3 separate regions of the Homo sapiens genome follow, and all the other regions are linked to region 1. Evidence: chromatin loops called from intact Hi-C (ENCODE). Cell type or tissue: ascending aorta. All regions are shown on one strand.

Region 1 (8,000 bases):
AAGTGTTAAAAATCAAATCATAAATATTCTAAAAGAAAACAGGAAAGGGTTTCTTTAGAAACTTGGAGTTGGGAAGCCCTTTCCAGTGGACCCAAATCCATTATCCTTATTAAAACATGTTTAGCATATTTGAATGTATATATGTATGCACTTTTTTTCAAAGGCCAAAACAAAAAACCAAACACAGGCAAAGTCAAAAGATACAACAAACTGGAAAAAGAATTTGCAAATTTTAATCTATTTTTTTTTAAATTAACCATCACATGCAGTGCGTCTGTGACAAACACTATACCAAGTACTTTACAAAATTAGCTCAGCTAATTAGTATACCAACACTGTGATGTAGTACTACTGCTCGTCCCATATCGCAGCTGAGAAATTGAAGCAGAAAGAGGTTAAGTAATTTGCTAAGGTCACACAGCTAGTATGTGCCTAATAGGTAAAGAGGCCCCCCATTCATGACAACAGGACATCCCACATCCTTGAGAATTAAGGTATCAAGAAATAGGCATGGAGCTACATAAAATAAACTCTACCGAGGGACATATAATGACTTAAACATGGAAGTATACCTTTCTTTTGAATTAGAAGGCTCAGTATTGTGAAGAAGTAAATTTTCTCTAAATTCATTTATAAATTTAGTGAAACTCCAAAACAAATCTCAAAAGGAGAATTTAAAGAAAGTTGTTCAGTATTTCTAAAGGATATCTAGATGAACACATTTGTGATAATATCACGTAAGATGATTAACTGGGGGAGACTGGCCAGCTACACATTAAAGATCACATTAATAAACAATAGTAACAAAAACTGCAGGCACAGATGCAAAAACAGACACATAGATGGGATCAGGAGAGTCTGGCAATGGGCCCAATCTATGTAGGAATTTAGAAAATGCTCAGATTGCCAATTACTAAATCAATGGAATCAAGGCTATTGGCTGACCAGATAACAAACAGAGCATGAATATACAATTTGGAAATATGCAAGCAACCATCAAGGCAAACAGAAGATTTGGTGGAGGAGGAACTACCACTACACAGTAGGACCTTGAGGTGGGGAGAAGTGAGGCAGTAGACACCTCGTGATAAGCTTCTTGAAACTATTTAATGTTTAATAATGACTAACTGTATGCATTAGTTAGGGTTCTCCAGAGAAACAGAAACAGAACATATATAAGATGAAACAGAATATCTATCTATCATTTATTTATCTATCTATCTATCTATCTATCTATCTATATCATTCTCTAGAGAGATTGACTAAAAAGAATTGGCTTACATGATTATGGAGGCTAAGAAATCCAAAGATCTGCAGTTTGTAAGCTGGAGACCCAGGAGAACAAATGGTGTAAGTTACAGTCCAAAAGCTGGCAGGCTACAGACCCAAGAAGAGCTGGAGTTTCAGTCTGAGTCTGAAGGTAGAAGGCTCATGTCCCAGGTGAAAGCAATCAAGCAGGAGGAGTTTGGGCTTGTAAAATGATCAGGTGTTTTAAATTCTATTTAGGCTTTCAAGTGATTGGATGAGGCCCACCTGCCTTAAGGCAATCTTCTTTACTCATTCTACCAGTTTAAATGTTAATCTCATCCAAAAATACCCTCACAGACACACTGCTATGAGCTGAATTGTGTGCCCCCAAAAATCCTAGCCCTCACCCCAATGTCACTGCATAAGAGATAGGGCATTTAGGAAGTAATTAAGGTTAAATGAGGTCATAAGGATGAGATCCTAATCCAATATGATTGGCAACCCTATGAGAAAAGAAAGAGCAACAGAGAGATCTCCATGTTCACACACCAAGGAAAGGCTATGTGGGGACACAGGAAGAAGGCAGCTGCCTGCAAGCCTGGAAGAGATCCCTCACCAGGAGCCTACTGAATCTTGATGTTGGACTTTCCAGCCTCAAGGACATTAGAGAAAATAAAATTCTGTTTTTTTAAGCCACCCAGCCTATAGCATTTGTTATGGTGGCCTGAGTTAATATACACATCTAGAATAATAATTGACCAAATATCCTGGCACCCTATGCCTCATTCAAGTTGACACATAAAATAAACCATTACAACGTATTACTTGAATACAAAATAAAATTAATTTAAACATCCTTAAGCCATCTCCTTTATGTATGAGTCCTAATTTGAGGGTAATAGATTAGTGTGAATTTCATGTACTTACTACACTCTTAAATTCTATACTCTCACATCCATATATGATATTTCCCTTTAAAAATCAATGAAATATTGGCATATTCAGCAAATTGCTTTTTTTGCTCTATACCCTATCCCATTTTGTCCATATTTCTATCTCTTTAGGAGAGATTTCTAAAGAAAGTATTGATGTAAAGATGACTTGGCTATTTTTTAGGGCTCTTTGAAATGATTGTTTTGATTTACACTTTCCATCAGCAAAGCAGAAGATGGGTGACCTCTTGGACATCTATTAATAATTAAAAGCTTTGTTCATTCTATCTGTAATTACTTACATATTATGCATACATTAATAAGATTGAACACTTCTCAGTTTCTCGGCCATTTGTATTCCCACTTTGGCCAGCTGTTGGTTGACAGCCCTTGCATGTTTTTCTACTGGACTCTAACACTCTTCTATTCTTGGTGTTTGAAGGGTATCTGGGATTTGTTTTAATGAGGTGTAATAAGGCACACAGACACACAAAAGACTGTCATAAAGAAAGAAGCTCTTTGTATTCATAGATGCCTAAAAACAGAAGGCACAGCTGCCACTGAGGGCCACGCAGCAAAGCACAGGGGTAGTCAGGAGGCCGAAGGATGGGGCAAGACGGAACAGGAGGCTTTACTGTGGTTTCTGTAGGAAAGAAGGGAAGAGGCAGGGTAAGCAGGCTTAGCTTTGGCTAGTTAGAATAATTTCAGTGGCTTTGGGCAGGGAAATTGTGCCTAGTTGTCTGGTACCTGGCTCTGGGGTGATGAGGGCAGGTGGATATGGCCTGAGTGTGAGAGCTCCAGAGAGGAGGTGGATGGGTGTGCGCTCTGGATCGGGGGTTTCCATCTAAAAGGCAGGCTGCCAGGGGAGTCGTTGACTTTCTCTTAGAATTAGCCAACCCTGAGAGAGGCAGTCCTTTCAGGGTCAACAGGGCTCCAGCTATCACAGCATCAAATACAGAAAATAATACACTTGGCTTATTTCGTACAATCTGTGTATGCTGAAGACAGTAGGTCTTTTTGTTTTTACATTTTTTACTGAGATGACTCTTAAGCCTTTGGCCTGTGGCATCTCATCCTGTGGGGTGAGATTCTCCCCTCCCTGGACCTCCTGATTTCCCTGAGCCTGTCCTTGGGAGCAGCTCCGTCTTCAGACCTTGGGTTTTAAAATGTTTTTAGTACCACGTGCACCTCGTTGTGGGTTGTTCTGAGAATGAAATGGCAGGATGCGTGGCCAGAATTTGCTGTTCGATAAATGTCAGCTTCTGCCCTTATATTTGTTACAAATATTTTCCCCAATATTTTTTCCTCGTAGCATTTTGATTTTAGCATATGTAATTTTAAATCTTTAACCTTAAAAAGGCAATGGCATAATGATTGAGCTTGTGCCTGGTAACCAGACACACTGGTGTTTTGAATCTGGCTGTCATTTCCAGAAGAACCTGGAGACTTTATAGCACCTCTGTGCCTCAGTTTCCTTCCCAGTGATGGCCAAGCAGACACGTCCAGAAGGAACTTGGAGATACAAGTCTAAAAACCCAGGTAGAGGCCAGGGCTGGAAATGTGTATTTGGCGGTTGCCTCTAAGATTGAGTACCCCTCTAGCTGGCCTATTTTTCAGATTCTATAAAGCACAGAATGAAAAAGCTCTGGGATGTAGTCTACTTACATACCCATACTTGATAAAAAGCTGCTTTGTGAAAGCTACACGGAATGGGGAAAGAGGCACAAACGTTATGTATACCACAACGCTTTACAACACCACCACCTAGTGACAGACTCGTGAAAATCCCATCCGTTATGTCCCCTCCAGCTTAGGGATGGCGAAATAGGATAAATCATCTCCTTCTTACTAGAAAGCAGATACTCTACTCTGTTTCTCCAGTAACTATCACTTTACCTCCTAATGGTTGGAGATTCCTTCTTTTCTCCTCATTTGGATATTGTCAGACAAAAAGTGTCTAGTCATTGAAAGCAGCGTATATTTAAAGGATTGGCATAGCAGCTAGATCATGGCTCATGGATGATCTTCATTTCATTCACTAAGAGCTTCTGCTGTGCCCATATTGGTGCACACCCTTCTCTAGAGACTGACCACTAGACTGGATTCTTCTGGCACAAGTGATGCATTAGGCTCTGAGAGTGTGGTTCAGGATGGCGGATGGACCAGAGTGTAGTGCAGAGAAAGAGCTGGGCTGTTGGAGGGGAACAGAGCTGGGTTCCTCTCCACTTTTTAGCTGTGTTTTTCTGGGCAGGTGACTCAGAGATGGTTTCTCGTCTGTGAAATGGTAGAATGCCATCTCCCTGCAGGGTGATCATGGGAGTGACCGCACAGGCATTGCCAACCTGGTCACCCTCAGTCCCCAGGACCAAGCTAAGCCATCTGTCCCATCCTTAAGACCGCTGAAATGTGCTTACTGAGTTTCTTCTCTGCAGGTGTTTTCTTTCCACCTGTAGGGTTTCCAGACTCTAAAGCACTTTACCCTCCCCACCTTCAGCATGTTTTGCATCTTAATGATTGAGCCTGAACCCTCCCTTCCACTCCATTTTATCCTTGACATTTTCCAGGAACCCACAATGAAGGAGTGGACGTAATGGACCGCCAGACATGTGACCCAAGAGAAGTATTTACAAAACATTCCAAAAGCAACAGGTTGGGAGTATTATTTATTCAAATAAACAAAAATGTTTTATTTCCCTTTCAATGGTATATATCTTAAATTGCTGGAACATACAAGTATAAAAATAAGATTATTTTAGAAAACTCCAGTTTTGAAGGGCACGACAATAGTTCAGACATTTGTCAGTAGCTATGAAGCCACTTTTAACATGGAATGAATATCCCTTTACTCCAACTCTTGGTCTTATTACATTTTTAAATCAAATCAGCGTGCTGGAAATAGAGAAAAATTCCCAAAGGGAAATATAAAATAATTTTAAGCATTTTCAGAAATACAAGTTACACTTAAGAAACTTGTATTAAAGGATGTTAATCTGAGATAAACAGAAAACAAACGTTTTGCAAAGCACTACTTTTTGCATCTGTTTGAGGATACACAGTTTGCAGCTCTCCTGCCAGAAGCAAAATACTGACTCTAGCACAGCAGAAAAGGCATCAACTTTAAGAAAAAAATGAGTGGTCGCTTTCAATGACTGAACATAACATATTAAACTTTAAGAATTTTTAACAATGCAAATTAACAGCAATAGTAGAAAATACATCATTTTAGATTACAAAAATTCAGCTTTTATTAGCACATGACAAATCTCATTCATTCGCTGCCCTCTCATATGTGCTGAGTAACTGCTACACAGAATTTCAAACCTCACTGATATAAATGTGAGAGATGACATCTACAATGAGAAAAATGAGGGAAAAAAATCTCGTTTTATACCACTAGCAACAAAGAACACAAAATTGTATTAAATTTGTTAAGAAATGTTATTTTGTGCAATTTTCATGATAGATTAATTAGCTTTGTTCACTTTTTTTCCTCCATCTTAAAAAGAGATAATCTTTTAATGTTTTCTTAACATTTCATTCAGGAACACTAATCTTAGAAATGCGAGGCTTGTGTAAAATTTTACTTTAATAGGCACAATGTAGCAAGCGAAACCATACTCATATCAGGGAACTTGCAATGACCTCCACATATAGCACTCAACAGAAAAACATATGTCCTGACCTTTGGAGACACTTCCCTGCTTATGATATTCTTATCTGTCTGTGCCTTGTGAATAAAAATGCATTTTTATTCCAACCCAAATGAAGAAAATCCTATGGAAAAACATCAATGTCAAAGGCTAGGTTGCCAAGGACACCCAAGGTTTCTAGCCTTTTATTGATACCACGAAAGTGACAGCTGTGCCCAACTTACTGAAGTCTATATTATAAATCTGTCATTTCTAATTATAAATCTACATTGGAAAAAATATTTTACTCAGATGGCTATGTGTGAGGCACACGTGTGTTCTACACAGTTTGGACTTTATCTGGTTGGTCTTACACAAACAATTATCCATCTGTAAAGGGAACTGCTCACTTCTCAGGGCTGCCCTGATTCCCAGAGGAGAGACAGATATTTTACCATCACAGCGTTCCCCAAGATGCTGGCAGAGACACCAGGATGGCTGCTCTCACAATAGTGTCCAAGAAGTACCCGAGGCTCAACGGGGCACCCAAGCATCAGGGACCAGGTACCCGCACGTCGCTCTTGCCGTGGCTGGATTCAAATTTATCAGGAAGCTTTGTGATGTCTCTTGGCCCAGTCACTACCCACGGTGTGCTTTTTAAGCACACAAGTGTGATGTAAAAGTTACACAGTACAATTTAGTTTAGAAGCACTGGACATCTGTGTGTAATAGCTGCTGATAAGAAACCCAGAGGAAGCTCAGGGCAGGGAAGAAAATACTGGATTTATTGCTGGGAGTTACGTATCCCCAACAGCTGTGATAGATTCCAGCCACTGATGCAACCTGAGGTTCGCTGGCAGCACTAAGCAGCGTGGCTATGTTCTGCCTTCCACATTCCGCAGATGTGGCTAACAGGGTGACACCAAGAGCCCAGGGAGCCTGCTCACGTCTGAAAGCCGTGGTTTCTGCTCTGCAGCCTCACCTGGGGAGCTTACTGAAATGCAGATTCCCTGTTCCCTCCTGCACTGACCCTGAATGGGGCTGGGTGTGCTCCAGGACAAGATGGACCTTCCGGGGACGTGGAGCCTGGGGAGCAGGGCTCCCACGCTGACAGCAGTGAGACAGGAGGGAGCTCCTTTCCTGGAAGTCTCTGACAGAAGACATTCTGGAGAAAGAAGCTGTCGGATGTTCGGAATGCATGGGCTGGGCTGGCTCAGCAGAGCTGGCGGAAACGGTGAGGGCCCAGCTGCCGTGCCCCTCAACGACACTGTCAGGTAACTGCTGCCAGGAGCCTTCCAGATGCTCAGACCCCAGAAGCCACTTTACCGGCCCCCTTTGGCCTCAGTTGCTTGACCCTCCCCTACAAATTTCCAGGTGCATGACCTTGAACCTGCCTGTGTCCTGCGTGGGCCTTGAGGCATCTCTAGTTTGATTAGGACAGACGTGTTTTACACATGGCTGTCAAGCAAGTTTCTCTTGGCCTAATTGTTCCTCTGGCAAATAATCAATCCTGAGAAGTTCCTTTACAAAATACCTAAAAAGTAGACTGTGCCAAAAACGTGGGGTGAAATGAGGTGCCCACGGCATCCTGGGGACGTTCTTGGCTGATGCGGACCTCCGTGCCCCACTGCCAACTGAGGGGTGGGACCTCTCTTCTGGCTCCTTCTTGCCCTGCCCTCTTTTCAGATTCTGGAACTTCCCAGGTCCCAGCCATCCTGTACTCTCCATCCGTTGAATGAACCAATCCTTGCTCCGCGTGGGCAACACCCGGGCCACCCAGCCACAGTCTCTCTTTGTCAAAGCTGTCACTTACACATGACTCCCGCTTGAATATTCCTGAAGTTTGGAATTGGTGGATCTGCAAAATAAATCACATCTCCAATGGATTCAGCCACTTTAAGGGGAAAAGAAATCTAAGGATGGCTGGAATGAAACTGCATTTTCTTTCCTTTTTTGAGACGGAGTCTTGCTCTGTTGCCCAGGCTGGAGTGCAGTGGCGCAATCTTGGCTCACTACAACCTCTGCCTCCCCGGTTCAAGCGATTCTCCTGCCTCAGCCTCCAGAGTAGCTGGGATTACAGACAGGCATCACCATCGTTGGCTAATTTTTTGTATTTTTAGTAGAGACGGGGTTTCACCATGTTGTCCAGGCTGGTCTCAAACTCCTGACCTCAGGTGATCCACCTGCCTCG
Region 2 (8,000 bases), 160 kb after region 1:
CTCTGCTCAGCAGGATTACTATGCACTACTATGCACTGCTACGCAGTGGATGAAGAAAGTTTTTTTATTTTTTTATTTTTTTTATTTTTTTTGAGATGGAGTCTTGCTCTGTCGCCCAGGCTGGAGCGCAGTGGCACGATCTCTGCTCACCGCAACCTCTGCCTCCTGGGTTCTAGCAATTCTCCTGCCTCAGCCTCTCAAGTAGCTGGGATTATAGGCACACGCCACCATGCCCGGCTAATTTTTTGTATTTTTAGTAGAGATGGAGTTTCGCCATGTTGGCCAGGCTGGTCTCGAACTCCTGACCTCCTGATCTGCCCACCTCGGCCTCCCAAAGTACTGGGATTACAGGAGTGAGCCACCGCACCCAGTCGTGAAAGTCTTTTACAGGGAAAGAAAGTGGCAAACTCCAACCCTGGAAGGAGGAGCAGAAGATGGAGGACCCGGGGAAGGAGGGGTGGGGGATGGGGACATCCCAGGCAAAATGAAAACAGGCATGGGCTTGCCTTCCCTATGCTATGATACGGAAAGTACTTTAAGTCAGAAAACAGGGTAAATCATAGTGCTTATCTTATTTTTCTCTCCAACAGCTCACAGTACTGCCATGTCTGATGTCTTACATCTTCAAGCAGTTGTTTCACATAATTTTCCCATTTTCCATTGTTGATGGTAGGAGGGCTAGCCTGGCACCAGTTACTCCACTTGGTTCTTCTGGATGTTGAGGGGAGAACACGGGAGACAGAAGGTGGGGTTTTAGTCTGTGTATCCTCAGCTCTCCACAGTAGACACAGGTTCACGGTAGATGCCTGTGGCAGTTTCAAGAATGGGTCCCCCAAGATGCCGACATTTTAGTCCCCAGAACCTGTGGGGATGTTACCTTCTATGGCAAAAGGGACTTTGCAGATATGATAAATTAAGGATCTTGAGATGGGGAAGGTGATTCTGGATGATTTGGGTTGGCTCCGTGTGATCACAACCTCCTTAGAAACGGCAGACAATAGTGACACCAGCAGAAAAAGGAGCTGTAAGGATGGAACCAGAGGTTGCAGGGATGCACTTGGAAGATGCAGGAAGGGAGCAGGAGCCAAGGAGTGCAGAGCCCCCAGGCCCCAGAAAGACAAGGAATGGATCCCTCTGTAAAACCTCCAGAAGCAGTGCAGCCTTGCCAACACCTTGATTTTACACTTCTGAGTTTCCGTACTGTAAGAGGACACATTCTGTTATTCGAAGCCACTAAGTTTGTGTCAATTTGTTACAGCAGCCACAGGAAACTAATTTATAGTGCCTTATAAATCCCAAGGAAATTGGGGTTGCTCAATATTAATGGCCTAGTGATAATTAGCTAACAATTCTTTGAAATGATTTTTGGCTAGTTATATATGGAATGAAATGAGAACCCTTTAAGCAAAAAAGCAGTTGATCTCATAGAAGTAAAAAGTAGGACAGAGGATGCTAGAGGCTGAGAAGGGTAGGGGGAAGGGAGGGGGAGGGAGAGATTTGTGGAAGGTTACAAAATTACAGCTAGAGGAGAGGAATACTTTCTAGTATTCTACAGGACTGTAGGATGACTCTAGTTCACAATAATACAGTTTCAAATAGCTAGAAGGAAGACATTGAATGTTCCCAACACAAATAAATGATACATATTTGAGATGATGGTTACGCTAATTACCCTGATCTGATCACTGTACCTTTTACATACTGAAATATCATGCCGGGTGTGGTGGCTCACGCCTGTAATCCCAGCACTTTGGGAGGCCAAGGCAGGCAGATCACTTGAGGTCAGGAGTTCAAGACCAGCCTGGCCAATGTGGTGAAACCCTGTCTCTACTAAAAATACAAAAATTAGCCGGGCATGGTGGTGGGTGCCTGTAATCTCAGCTACTCAGGAGGCTGAGGCAGGAGAATCACTTGAACCTGGGAGGCGGAGACTGCAGTGAGACAAGATCGCGTCACTACACTCCAGCCTGGGCGACAGAGTGAGATTCTGTCTCAAAAAAAAAACCCAAAAAACCAGAAACATCACTATGTACCCCCATGAACATGTACAGTTATTATTTGTCAATTAAAAAAAATAAAAGGTTAAAAAAAAAAGCTGAATATCATAACCAAAAAAAAAAAAAAAGGCGAGGAAGGGATCTGGAGTGTCAATATTAGTTGGGCACAGGGTCTGGAAGGAGCCGTCTCATTCTCTTGACACACGGTGAAGGGGTGGAGGTATTTATGAGCTCATTACGTTGACAGGAGAGTCAGGTCTTTCCTCATGTCTGCTAAGATAATTCTTCTCCAACATCTGTCTTTCAAATATTAGCTCCATTCCGTGGAGTCAGAAAGTCAGAGATTTTTTTTTTTGAGACGGAGTTTTGCTCTTCTTACCCAGGCTGGAGTGCAATGGCGTGATCTCGGCTTACTGCAACCTCCGCCTCCTGGGTTCAAGCAATTCTCCTGCCTTAGCCTTCTGAGTAGCTGGGATTACAGGCATGCACCACCACACCTGGCTAATTTTGTATTTTTGTAGAGACGGGGTTTCTCCATGTTAGTCAGGCTGGTCTCAAACTCTCGACCTCAGGTGATCAGTCCGCCTCGGCCTCCCAAAGTGCTGGGATTACAGGTGTGAGCCACCACGCCTGGCCGAAAGTCAGAGATCTTTAAAGCAGAAATTCTAGAGTAATTAACTCTGTTAATTGTAATGGAAACCATTGTCCAATGCATTCTATATGATAGACGCCTCTGCTGACGTTGCTTTACTGTAGCCCAGCTTGGCCCGCGTGCTCAACTGGCCACTGAATGCAGGTAAGTCCTTGCAGTAATCCTTCTGGGGAATAAACTGCTTGCCTGCTTTAGTTCCCAATTTTCCCTCCTTGGAAATAAAACTCAGCTCTGTGAATATGAAAATAACTATTTTATTCCTATCACTGAGCCTCTGCCCCCTCCAAAACTCCTCGTTTGGAATCTGTGCTTTTGTAAGGAGCCAAAATACTGAACCCAGCAAGTGAATACAAGAAAAGATGCCTTAGGGCTCTTTTCAGCCTCACCTCTCTGTGCCAGGGCTAGCTGGTGGTTTATTGCTAAGAGCCGCTCCCTCACAATTCCCTGGGAAGGCTTGTCCATTGCTCTCAAGCTGCAGCTCTGCGAGGTCACTCACCGGTGGCCACTGGCCGGTGTGAACTGTTCTGCTCACAACTGGCAGCCGCCCCATCATGAGGCTTCCTTTCGGCCTCAGCCTCTGGGCTAGAAATTAGTTGCCTTTGTCCGCAGTTACTCTGTTCCCCAGCCTCGCTGTGATTATAAATAGCCCTATCCATTCCAGGACAAGTGATTCAGGACTCACACACAGGTTGCCATTTGATCGTAATTATATAATCACATCTGTGAGCACTGCATGGGTTTTAAAATGAAGTGGTAAGTATTGGCTTACTGACTCTAGAGGGTGGTACCTTGGCAGAGGCAGTTGTGTTTCTCCTCATCCTCAAGAAATTGGCGTCGCGAACCAAATGTTCCGTGGTTATGGAATGTTCTATATAAGATTCAAACTGCTGCTTGGAAAAGCTAGGGAAGACCTTCTGGCATGCTGCAAGTTGATCTTTTCTGGCGTAACTGAAAATAGGAGAGAAAGAAGGGAGAGTGTGGAGTTTTTCTTGGTTAAGTCACACAGACAAAATTAGTGCTAGAAGAAGCACTAGCTTTAGAAAACGTGTCATGTGCTTGGATTGTGGATGGCAATTTTAGTACTCCTGTGTGCTCAACTTTTAAATGTCTCTCTAAAAATTTTATTAAGGGCATCCTTGTGGGGGCACATATCAATTTAGTGCTTGCTCTAGCAACCAGATGCCGGGCAGGTTCTAAGACCTATTTCTGACTAGAGTGAAAAGCAAACAGAACTATTTCTAAGATAACATCTTTGCTTGATTTATGCTAATTTCTTGTTAACATTTAAAATCAGTTCCTTGCTTTAATTTAGTATTAAAATTCAGGTACCCTGCCCCCTCCAAGGGGTAAAAAGATAAGTGGGAAAGAGCTTATTTGGACACCCAATGGGGGCTTATCCCCAGATTTAATGTAAAAATATGATTGATAATACATGTGCTCTTTAAAAGTTTTACATTCTAAATCGGAAAAAAAGCAGGAGACTTGCTGTAGACGGTTGGCTGGATTGTATTTTGCCTTCATCCATTTCGACCTCTGCCTCCACTCTGGGTTTAGAGAATGCTCCTGGCTACAAGCTCTCAGCTTTTTCACGTAGCCTGTGACCTCCCAGGGAGACACTGACCCCTAGTCCATCCATTTGCACATTTATTCAGCAAAAATTGAGCATCTGAGGCTGTGTTCTAGACACTGAACAAAATGCCCTGCCCTTATAGAGCTTACCTTCTTGCAGTTCTGTTTTTGTAAATCTACGGAGCCAGCAGAGAGTTGTTCTCAAGCAGGTTCAGTGACTCTTCATCAGGGCCAGAATCCTTCCTGCCACATCTGATCGGGGTTTTGTGTCCCTGTGTCCTTCTGATGCAGAGGACACTGTCATTGTCACTGCCATTAGGAACCCCATGCACCTGTCCACCTGCCCCACACAGAGGCTGGCTTAGCTGCACTCGTCACTCCCTGCATCACAGCTATGCACACGTTTGCAAGTCCCCATTCTTATTTTTGTTTATTCGTTCATTAATTTGTCATTTCTTTTTGCCCTCATCTCCCACTCCCATTCTCCCCTTTTCCGTTGGCAATCAGGTTGATGTGTTTAACGCATATCTCTTAATTTTAAGGTAGTTTTAAAAGAAGGTGTCTCCAGTTTTGTGTGCACTTGTTTAAATTGTTATGTGAAGGATAAAGAGCTTGGGTTCTTGACTCAGCCAGCTTGGGTTCCAGTCCGAGTTCTGCTGTAGTCTGGGTGGCCTTGGCCTTACTACACAATCTCTCTGCATCTTCGTTTCATCATCTGTAAGACGGAGCTGAGACTAGTAACCTACTTGGCTTAACTGTTTCATGGATTAAATTAGTTAATATGGTGAGGTGCTTAGAAGAGGGTCTGGTAGGTGGTCATCCCTCCATAAGGGTTGGCAACTAGTGCTGCTAGTTCATCTTTACATGCAGGTTATCTTCACCTTCCCCACCATATTTTACAGAAAGAGACACTGGCAAGTTTAGCTGATTAACGTTTGTCCTGAAAACCAGTCCCCTAATTTTCTCTCTCCAGCTGACATGCTTCAGGGCAGGGCTGCAGTGGTTAGAAGGAGACAGTGGTCGTGTTGCAGCAGTTAGAACTCAGTGAGGAGAGAGAGGTCAAAGGGTCGGTAAAACAGGGGAAGTTTCATATAAAGAACTACTAACCACAATAAAAGAATAACTACAAGACATAAGGAAATGCAATAGGGTACCCTAGGGCAGTGGTCCCCAACCCCCTGGCCATGGACCAGCATCAGTCTGTGGCCTGTTAGGAACTGGGCTGCACAGCGGCAGGTGAGCTGCAGGTGAGCAAGCGAAGCTTCATCTGTATTCACAGCCGCTCCCCATCATTCGCATTACTGCCAGAGCTCCACTTCCTGTCAGATCAGCGGCATTAAAATCTCACAGGAGTGAGAACCCTATTGTGACCTGGGCATGCGAGGGATCTAGGTTGCACGCTCCTTACGAGAATCTAATGCCTGATGATCTGTTACTGTCTCCCATCTCCCCCAGATGGGACCATCTACTTGCAGGAAAACAAGCTCAGGGCTCCCACTGGTTCTATATGATGGTGAGTTGTATAACTATTTCATTTTATATTACAACGTATATTACAATTACAATAAATATTTCATTATATATTACAATGTATTTTTATTTAATAAAAATAAAGTGCACAATAAACGTAAGGTGCTTGAACCATCCTGAAACCATCTCCCCAACCCTGGGTCTGTGGAAAAATTGCCTTCCACAAAATTGGTCCTTGGTGCCAAAAAGGCTGGGGACCACTGTCCTAGGGCTCAGGGAGATGCCCAAGGAAGGAGGGGCTGGGAATGTCTCCAGACCTTCTGGAGAGGGTGTGGTCAGCCAGGGGAGGCAGGAGGTGCCCCGGCTTGGCCACGACAAGGCGGGTCTGGAGCCACCGGGGCACCTTCATGAGCACAGGCCCTGCGGTGTTGGGGGGCTTGTGGCCCTGCAGAGCACAGGGGGCTGCGCAGGTGCTTGGTTTCCCTGTCGAGAGGGCTGAGGCCAGGATGTCACCAGGCTGAGATATCAGAGCCACTGTGGTCCTCACACCTATGTCCGGCTGGAAGTAACAGACGGCCTTGTTCTCCTGCGTGTCCCTCCAGCGCCCTCTACTGGGAAAGCTTCGCCTCGCACTTTGAAGGAGAGAAATACTGAGAACAATTCCGTGGCTTATCACAGAGCATGTTCAGAAGGATGTGGGCATTGCTGAGAGGCAGTACATGGAGACTGACACTCAAGTCCACTGCACACTCCGCCTCGTTACAGAAAGCATTGCCAAGGAAGTCACTGAAGAAATCACCCGTCTGGGCCTGGCGCGGTGGCTCACTCCTACAATCCTAGCACTTTGGGAGGCCGAGGAGGGTGGATCATGAGGTCAAGAGATCGAGACCATCCTGGCCAACATGGTGAAACCCCGTCTCTACTAAAAATACAAAAATTAGCTGGGGGTGGTGGCGCATGCCTGTAGTCCCAGCTACTTGGGAGGCTGAGGCAGGAGAATCGCTTGAACCCAGGAAGCAGAGGTTGCAGTGAGGTGAGATTGCACCACTGCACTCCAGCTTGGCGACAGAGTGAGACTGCCTCAAAGAAAGGAAAAAAAAAAGAAAGAAAGAAATCAAGAAATCATCCATCTGCTTTGGATACGCGGCCCTTCAGGAAAATTCCTTAACTGTTCAATATTCACTGAGTGCCTACTGAGTGCATTGTTCCATGTGCTGGGGGGTAAGTGATAAAGGTGGGCAGGCTCCTTTGAAGCTCCTTGAGCTCATGAGGCTCATATTCTGGGGGGAGAAGTTAGATAAATAACCAAATATACAAGAAAATATCAGGAAATGATCAGGACACTGTATTGCATATAACAGAATGCGGGTGGTGCGGGGGAGGGGGGTAGAGATCCTGGGCCGGCCATGAGGTGCCCTCTGAGGGGCGACCTTGAAGCTGAAGCTGAGCCTCAGGAAGGGACTGGCTGTGTGAAGACCTGAAGGAGGGTCTTTGCAAGAGCAGGAGCTTGGCATGAAATTCTCAAATGCATCCCTACAATTCCAAAGATTTTAAATCTATCAACTCTTCCTACCTTACAGATAAGAAAATTATGTGTATGAGTTGATAATTGAATCCGTTATAGATACATCCAATATATTTATATTTTATTGTGATATGCATTTTTTTAAAACTTAGTGAACTGGGTTGCTCTATTTCCTTATGGATTCTTAGATTTTCTGGGTGAAAATTCGTTTGTGCCTCAAGTGCCAGGCCTGCTCATCTTTCAAAGTTCCAGAGCAAGAAGTGGAGCACACCCTTTAGTCCACATCCCTTCTCCCCGCATGCTCCTCAGAGATCATTTAGTTTCTTTTTTTTTTTTTGAGACAGGGTCTCGCCCTATTGCCCAGGCTGGAGTGCAGTGGTGTGATCATAGCTCACTGCAGCCTCAACTTCCTGGGCTCAGGTGATTCTCCCACCTCAGCCTCCCGAGTAGCTGGGACTACAGGCATGCACCACCATGCCCGGCTAATTTTTATATTTTTTTAGTAGAGACGGGGTTTCGCCATGTTGCCCAGGTTGGTTTGGAACTCCTGGGCTTAAGTGATCCTCCTGCCTCGGCCTCCCAAAGTGCTGGGATTACAGGAGTGAGGCACTGCACCCAGCCCTTCACTGAGTTTCTCTATCACCTTCATTTTCTGCCTTCCTGTGGGGACCTCAGTCCTGGAGGTAACCCATGTCCTTTTGCTCCACTGCCAAAAGTCTCTATTAAGGTACATTTGTCCTAAGAAAAGCCCCATGATTTAAAGCTCTGTCTCTTCTTCCCTATCAAG
Region 3 (8,000 bases), 140 kb before region 1:
ACCGCAGTCCTTCCCTGGCCTTAGATTTTGGTGCTTCATTGCCTCTAATATGCATATGATATGGCAGGGCCTTGGGGAGTATAGGTGGTTGTTTTGGGGTGTAATTCAGCAGTCAGTCATACAATAATAGCTCCTGTCTACTGAGCATGTAGGATGTGTTAGGTGTCAGTGAGAGACGGGACGAGCTGGATGTCCCAGGCCGACTAAGAATCCCTAAGCCTAGCTGGGAAGGTGACCACATCCACCTTTAAACACAGGGCTTGCAACTTAGCTCACACCCGACCAATCAGGTAGTAAAGAGAGCTCACTAAAATACTAATTAGGCAAAAACAGGAAGTAAAGAAATAGCCAATCATCTATTGCCTGAGAGCACAGGGGGAGGGACAGTGATTGAGACAGAAACCCAGGCATTCGACCCAGCAATGGCAACCCCCTTTGGGTTCCCTCCCTTTGTATGGGACGTCTGTTTTCACTCTGTTAAATCTTGCAACTGCACACTCTTCTGGTCCGTGTTTGTTATGGCTGGAGCTGAGCTTTCGCTTGCCATCCACCACTGCCATTTGCTGTCTGCTGTTGTTTGCCGCCATCACAGACCCACCACTGATGTCCACCCCTCTGGATCCGGCAGTGTGTCCGCTGTGCTCCTGATCCAGCGAGGCACCCATTGCCGCTCCCATTCGGGCTAAAGGCTCGCCATTGTTCCCGCATGTCTAAGTGCCTGGGTTCGTCCTAATGAGAACACTCACCACATGCCCCAAGATTCCATTCCTTGGAATCTGTGAGGCCAAGAACCCCAGGTCAGAGAACAAGAGGCTTGCCGCCATCTTGGAAGTGGCCCGCCACCCTCTTGGGAGCTCTAAAAACAAGGACCGCTCGGTAACATCAGCTAGAGGGACTCGTGTGCAATCACTCACCTTAACAGCCACCCTCCCAGAGGAGTAGGATTATCACACCATGTTCTCCATGAGAAGACCGAGGCCTAAGGAGCTGGGTTCCATATTGGTAGAGCTATGGTTCCAATCCAGGTGATCATTCTCCAAACCTGCGCTCTTCAGCACCTCCTCGCTATGCTGAAATCAAGAGGCAGCTTCTGTACTTAAGAAGCTCACAACCTCCCACCTGAATTGCAGAGGATGTGTGCTCTATTAAACGAACAGCAGTTACTCTTTTTTTTTTCCTACCAGATAAGTTTCACACTCTTATACTCTGATAATGGCCCTCTCTTCTTCCAGGCAACTTCTGATCCAGTCTCAGTTACCCCATTGCCATCCCTGAACTCAGGACCCAGGTCACACTCAGAGGCTTTGTTGATGCCTGTCCCTCTGCCAGGCTGCCCTCTGTCCACAGGCTCAAAGGGAAATTCATCTCCCCTGCCTGAAGTGAAGGAGTAAGAGAATGGCTACTCCACAGAGCAACCCTGAGGGCTGCTGGTTGCCCATTTTTGTGGTTATTCTTGATGATATGCTAAACACGGGGTGGATTATTCATGCCTCCCCGTTTTAGACATACATGTAGGGTAACTTCCTGACATTGCCATGGCATTTGTAAACTGTCATGCGCTGGTGGGAGTGTAAAAATGAGGACAACCACAGGTCACTCTCGTGGCCATCTTGGTTGTGGTGAGTTTTAACCAGCTTCTTTATTGCAACCTGTTTTATGAGCAAGGTCTTTATGACCTTTATGACCTTGTGCTGACCTCCTATCTCACCCTGTGACTTAGAATGCCTTACCCGTCTGGGAATGCAGCCCAGTAGGTATCAGCCTCGTTTTACCAGCTCCTATTTAAGATGGAGTTGCTGTGGCATGCACCCGGTGTGGAGTTGCTCTGGGTGTACCTCTGACAACAGGGTTCTGTTTGGGAAAAAGAATGGCAGCGTTGATGGCTCAGTTCCCAGGCTCGATGTTTCCCTTAGCATAAGGAGTTTGGGGGTCCCGAGATATTTTCTTTTGCAACCTGTCCTGCTCCAGGCCCAGGTGGACTTAGGTGCCTGTGGGGAAAAGCAAGAGAGATCAGATTGTTACTGTGTCTGTGTAGAAAGAAGTAGACATAGGAGACTCCATTTTGTTCTGTACTAAGAAAAATTCTTCTGCCTTGGGATGCTGTTAATCTATAACCTTACCCCCAACCCCATGCTCTCTGAAACATGTGCTGTGTCCACTCAGGGTTAAATGGATTAAGGGCGGTGCAAGATGTGCTTTGTTAAACAGATGCTTGAAGGCAGCATGCTCCTTAAGAGTCATCACCACGCCCTAATCTCAAGTACCCAGGGACACAAACACTGCGGAAGGCCGCAGGGACCTCTGCCTAGGAAAGCCAGGTATTGTCCAAGGTTTCTCCCCATGTGATAGTCTGAAATACGGCCTCGTGGGAAGGGAAAGACCTGACCGTCCCCCAGTCCGACACCCATAAAGGGTCTGTGCTGAGGAGGATTAATATAAGAGGAAGGCATGCCTCTTGCAGTTGAGACAAGAGGAAGGCATCTGTCTCCTGCCCGTCCCTGGGCAATGGAATGTCTCGGTATAAAACCCGATTGTACGTTCCATCTACTGAGATAGGGAAAAACCACTTTAAGGCTGGAGGTGGGACATGCAGGCAGCAATACTGCTTTGTAAAGCATTGAGACGTTTATGTGTATGCATATCTAAAAGCACAGCACTTGATTCTTTACCCTGTCTATGATGCAAAGACCTTTGTTCACGTGTTTGTCTGCTGACTCTCTCCCCACTATTGTCTTGTGACCCTGACACATCCCCCTCTCGGAGAAACACCCACAAATGATCAATAAATACTAAGGGAACTCAGAGGCTGGCGGGATCCTCCATATGCTGAACGCTGGTTCCCTGGGTCCCCTTATTTCTTTCTCTATACTTTGTCTCTGTGTCTTTTTCTTTTCCAAGTCTCTCCTTCCACCTAACGAGAAACACCCACAGGTGTGGAGGGGCAACCCACCCCTTCAGGTGCCTGACACCACAGGCTCCTGGGCGGGCAGGGCCCAGTGGAGCCTGACCTTGTGGCACTGGCCTGGCCTCTGCTACCAGGCTGAGGACCGGGTCAACCGGCAACCCCAGGCCCACGCTGGGTGCCGCTGCACTTGGGATCCGGGCACAGCGTGGTTCGGTGCTTCTGGAATGAATGGGGAATCGGAAGGCCGGCCCTGGTCCTGCAAACACGGGCCTCAGGATCCTGCACTGGGCTTACTTCTCCCTGCGCTCTCCGCCCCCACCGCGAATTTCCCGGACAATTCAGTTTCGGTTTCATTTCTGCTCGCTGGTTTCCAGAAAGGAAAAGTCAAATTGCATGACTTCAGACTTCAGAATCCAGGGGGCGGGGAAGGGGGCAGGGAAGAAGGGGGCGGTGCCACGACGAGGGGGCAGTGTTACTCACATACACCGCTAGCACCTCCCCCAGCCTGGACCCGGTTCTGCTGGGCCGGGGAGGCGGGTGGTCGCGGAACGGCGGAGCATCCCACAACCTGCCCATCCTCCCGGCTGCATTTCCTGCAAGTCCGTCCGCCTGCCCGCGCCCGCGCCCGCGCCCCCGCCCCCACCCTTGCCCGCTTTGTCCTGCCTGGGCGCGAGTAAAGGGACTGGTTTCCTTTGCCTCGTTTCGTTTCCTCTTCTGTGCGTGTGGTATAGACCCGTGCTTCTCAAAGGGTGGTTCCTGGAACAGCAGCATTGGCTTCACCTGGGAAATTATTAGAAATGAACGGTCCGGGGCCATCCCAAGACCCCTGCATTACCACCTGTATTTTAAGGGCCTTCCTCAGGTGATCCCTTGGCAACTGGGCACGAGACTGCTGGCGTCTGACGTGGTCGCTTTTGGTCCTCAAGGTCAAGGCCAGACTTTTCCTTCATCTCTGTCTGGGGCCCACCAGAGAGCCCTGCGGAGAGGAGCAGAAGCTGAAATCCTTTGATACTGGTGAGCTTTGGAGAGCCAAGCTGGGGGCTGCAGGACCTGGGTTCAGGCATTGTGTACAGGTGGCCCAGCCACTGAAGGAAAGCAAAATATTTTACCCCTAAAATCTTTTTTTTTTTTTTTTTTTGAGATGGAGTCTCACTCTTGTCATCCAGGCTGGAGTGCAGTGGGGCAATCTCGGCTTACTGCAACATTTACCTCCTGGGTTCAAGCGATTCTCCTGCCTCAGCCTCCTGAGTAGCTGGGACTACAGGCATGCGCCACCAAGCCCGGCTAGTTTTTGTATTTTTAGTAGATACAAGGTCTCACCATGTTGGCCAGGCTGGTCTTGAACTCCTGACTTCAGGTGATCCACACGCCTCGGCCTCCTAAAGTGCTGGGATTACAGGCATGAGCCACCGTGCCCGGCCCAAAATCTATTTCTTTCGCATACTTTGAGATGGCTGCTCAGAAAGCCAGCCCACAGAAGCACCCTGCGGAACTGTCTTACCTGGGGAAGGCTTGCATCTTAGAGGGTCTGCACTGAGGCGGTCAGGCTTGCTTGCTTTTCTTTCCCTTGTCCAGATCTAGGAAGGGAGAACTGACATGACATGACATGACATGACATGACATCCCCTCTCTTGCCCTCCTTTTCTCCCTCCGTCTCCTCCCTTCTTCACCTCTTCCCTTTCTTTCTCCACAAACACTTACTGGGCCCCATGCTGGCTTCTATGCTGGACATTTGTGATATGCAAATGAGTAAGACAAAGCCACTGCCCCTAAGGAGACAGGTGGGGGGCACAGGTGAGCAAGGAAGGAGTGAGCTACTAGGAGCTGGAGCTAAGTGCCACTCTTGGGGCTCATTCCAGAAGCTGGAAGTCCAGGAGAGAGACTTTGAGGGGGTCTTGGGAGCAGTGGCCAAGAGGAAAGTGTTCAGGAAGTACTCATGGAGGAAGCGAATAGGCCACTTCAAAAGCTCATTTTCCATTTCCCAATACACAGGAGTTATGGTGAAAAGTAGAACATGTTAATGCTTTCCTTGAGCTGGGCTTCCAGCTACTCTGGAGGCCAAGGTGGGAGGATGACTTGAGCCCAGGAGTTCGAGGGTGCAATGAGCTATGTTTGCACCACTGCACTCTAGCTTGGGCTACAGAGTAAGGCCCCAACTTAAAAAAAAATAAAAATAACAAAAACAAAACTTTCCTTGATCCTTGTTTGTGTCACAGATGTGAGGACAGCTAAGCCCTGAAAACTCAGCTCTGTGCTCTAGATTTCTGTACCCCACAGTGCCAGGCGCGTGCTAGGCATTCAGCACATGATCGAGGGGTGCTCCGGTGAGGTCGAGCATGAGGGCTCACAGTGATGACAGAATAGCTCAGCTAAGGGCCAGTGTCTTGCCCCCAGGGAGATCCAGAACTGATATTTCAGATTGTGGCCCTCTCTTCTTTATTCCTGCTCCTTCTACCTGAAATATAAGTGCCTAAAGGTGCCATCACCTCTCATAATAGAAGCCGGTACAAGAAGTATTTGGGGCTGGGCCTCTGCTGTTCCTCTCCAGACCCTCTGAGCAGCAAGGGAGCTGTATGGACAAGTTTGCTATTTCAGAGCATTCCCCAGTACTAACATGGGTGAATGTCCATGAAGTTTATCCAGTAGAAATTGGGTTTACCTAACCAGCTGCCAAGCAGCCACTATCAGAGGTGCTGCAGGTAAAGGTAGCCAGGCAGCCTTTCTCTGTTGTTCTTGAAAAAAAGAAAGGAACTTGTATCCGAAGAATGCAAGGCTTTTAAAATTATCAGGCCCAGAGAGACATTAAAATAAGACAGCAACCACTCCCTACTCCCCACTTTCAGCTGTGTGTTCATCTCTTGAAACCTCTTACTATTGCCACAGGTATTAATAGCTATGGATTAACCTAATAATGCCACACTGGACGCTGTAATCCACACCCTGTAGCTTAACAATGTATAGTCAATCACTCTGATATGGTTTGGCTCTGTGTCCTCACCCAAATCTCATCCTGTAGCTCCCATAATTCACTCATGTTGTGGGAGAGACCCGGTGGGAGATGATTGAATCTTGGGGGTGGGTCTTTCCTGTGCTGTTCTCATGATCCTGAACGGGTCTCACAAGATCTGATGGTTTTAAAAAAGGGAGTTTCTCTGCACAAGCTCTCTCTTTTTTCCTGCTGTCATCCATGTAAGATGTGACTTGCTCCTCCTTGCCTTCCACCATGATTGTGAGGCCTCCTCAGCCATGTGGAACTATAGGTCCAATAAACCTCTTTCTTTTGTAAATTGCCCAGTCTGAGGTATGTCTTTATCAGCAGCATGAAAATGGACTAATAAGCACTTATCAATGTTATTTCTGTAAACCAATAAGAATTCCTGACAAACAGCTTTGTATCAGCCCTCTCCCTGTCTCCCCCTTTTGCCTTTAAAAATCCACTTATAAATGCCACTTATCAGAGTGTAGATTCAGGGCAACTTAAATCTGTGCTCCAACGTTGCAATCCTCAAGCTTGGCCCAAATGCACTCCCTACTTAGATTAATTTAACCTCAACTTCTTTTATGTATTTATTTTTTATTTCAATAGTTTTTGAGGAACAGGTGGTGTTTGGTTACATTGACAAGTTCTTTAATCGTGATTTCTGGGATTTTGGTGCACCCATCACCCAAGCAGTGTATACTGTACCCGATGTCTAGTCTTTTATCCCTCACCCCACCCTCACCCTTCCCCCTGAGTTCCCAATGTTTATTGTATCATTCTTATGACTTTGCATCCTCATAGCTTGTATAATCTCACTTATGAGTGAGAATATACAATGTTTGGTTTTTATTCCCGAGTTACTTCACTTAGAATAATGGTCTCCAACTCCATCCAGGTTGCTGTGAATGCCATTATTTCATTCCTTTTTATGGCTGAGTATTAGTAGTAGTAGTAGTAGTAGTAGTAGTATTCACATATATATATCACATTATATATATACACACACACATATATATCACATTATATATATATACATATATATCACATTATATATATATACATATATATCACATTATATATACACATATATATCACATTATTATATATACATATATATCACATTATATATATACATATATATCACATTATATATATATACATATATATACATATATATCACATTATATATATATACATATATATACACATATATATATAACATTTTGTCCACTTGTTGATTGGTGGGCACTTGGGGAATTGTGCTGCTATAAACATGTGTGTGCAAGTGTCTTTTTCATATAATGACTTATTTTCCACTGGCTAAATACCCACTAGTGGGATTGTTGGATCAAATGGTAGATCTACTTTCAGTTATTTAAGGAAACTCTACTGTTTTCCATTGGTTGTACTAGTTTACATTCCTGCCAGCAGTGTAAAAGTGATCCCTTTCACCACATTAATGCCAACATCTATTATTTTTTGATTTCTTGATTGTGGCCCTTCTTGCAGGAGTAAGGTGGTATCCCATTGTGGTTTTGATTTGCATTTTCCTAATAATTAGTGATGTTGATTTTTTTTTATATGTTGGCCATTTGTATATCTTCTTTTGAGAATTGTCTATTCACATCCTTAGCCCACTTTGTGAGGGAGTATTTGTTTTCTTCTTGCTGATTTGTTTGAGTTCCTTGTAGATTCTGGATATTAGCCCTTCGTTGGCTGCATAGTTTGCAAAATTTTCTCCCACTCTGTATGTTGTCTATTTACTCTGCTAATTATTTCTTTTGCTGTGTAGAAGCTTTTCAGCTTAATTAAGTCCGATCCATTTGTCTTCATTTTTGTTGCATTTGCTTTTGGGTTCTTGGTCATGAACTCTTTGCCTAAGCCAATGTCTACAAGGGTTTTTCCAATGTTATCTTCTAGAATTTTTATGGTTTTAGGTCCTAGATTTAAGTCTTTGATCCATCTTGAGTTGACTTTTGTATAAGGCAAGATATGAGGATCCAGTTTCATTCTTCTACATGTAGCTTGCCAATTATCCCAGCACCATGTGTTGAATAGGGTGTCCTTTCCCCACTTTATGCTTTTGTTTGCTTTGTCAAAGTTCAGTCAGCTATA

The links. Hi-C counts contacts between places; a loop is a spot of excess contacts. Peaks named below come from ENCODE experiments on the same cell type or tissue, not always from the same donor. Only the 100,000 strongest peaks of a DNase experiment are listed, where the experiment ranks them.
Region 2: it touches region 1 in a loop (5-fold over the local background); 10 of 110 quality-filtered maps call a loop at or near these places.
Region 3: a loop joins it to region 1, with 2.5 times the contacts of the local background. A loop is called at or near these places in 5 of 110 quality-filtered maps.

What each region holds. Positions count from the first base shown.
Region 1 is chr21:41,279,361-41,287,360 of GRCh38, reverse strand. BACE2 (beta-secretase 2) reads right to left here. Exons shown (of 9, transcript NM_012105.5): 9 at 4,831-8,000. Among named protein-coding and RNA genes, the nearest start is that of FAM3B, 33 kb to the left of the region's middle. RefSeq lists enhancers at 6,415-6,969, 6,970-7,525. In ascending aorta, a CTCF peak has its summit at 3,953 (motif pointing left); DNase peaks (open chromatin) are centred at 3,949 and 6,647.
Region 2 is chr21:41,120,291-41,128,290 of GRCh38, reverse strand. No RefSeq gene overlaps it. Among named protein-coding and RNA genes, the nearest start is that of LINC00323, 24 kb to the left of the region's middle. In ascending aorta, a CTCF peak has its summit at 6,301 (motif pointing left); DNase peaks (open chromatin) are centred at 3,169 and 6,300; H3K4me3 peaks cover 846 bases; H3K27ac peaks cover 1,942 bases.
Region 3 is chr21:41,415,826-41,423,825 of GRCh38, reverse strand. It overlaps a transcript of MX1 not described here. Among named protein-coding and RNA genes, the nearest start is that of MX1, 6.4 kb to the left of the region's middle. RefSeq lists a silencer at 3,303-3,582. In ascending aorta, no CTCF peak of the experiment used is centred here; a DNase peak (open chromatin) is centred at 3,295; H3K4me3 peaks cover 1,391 bases; H3K27ac peaks cover 2,862 bases.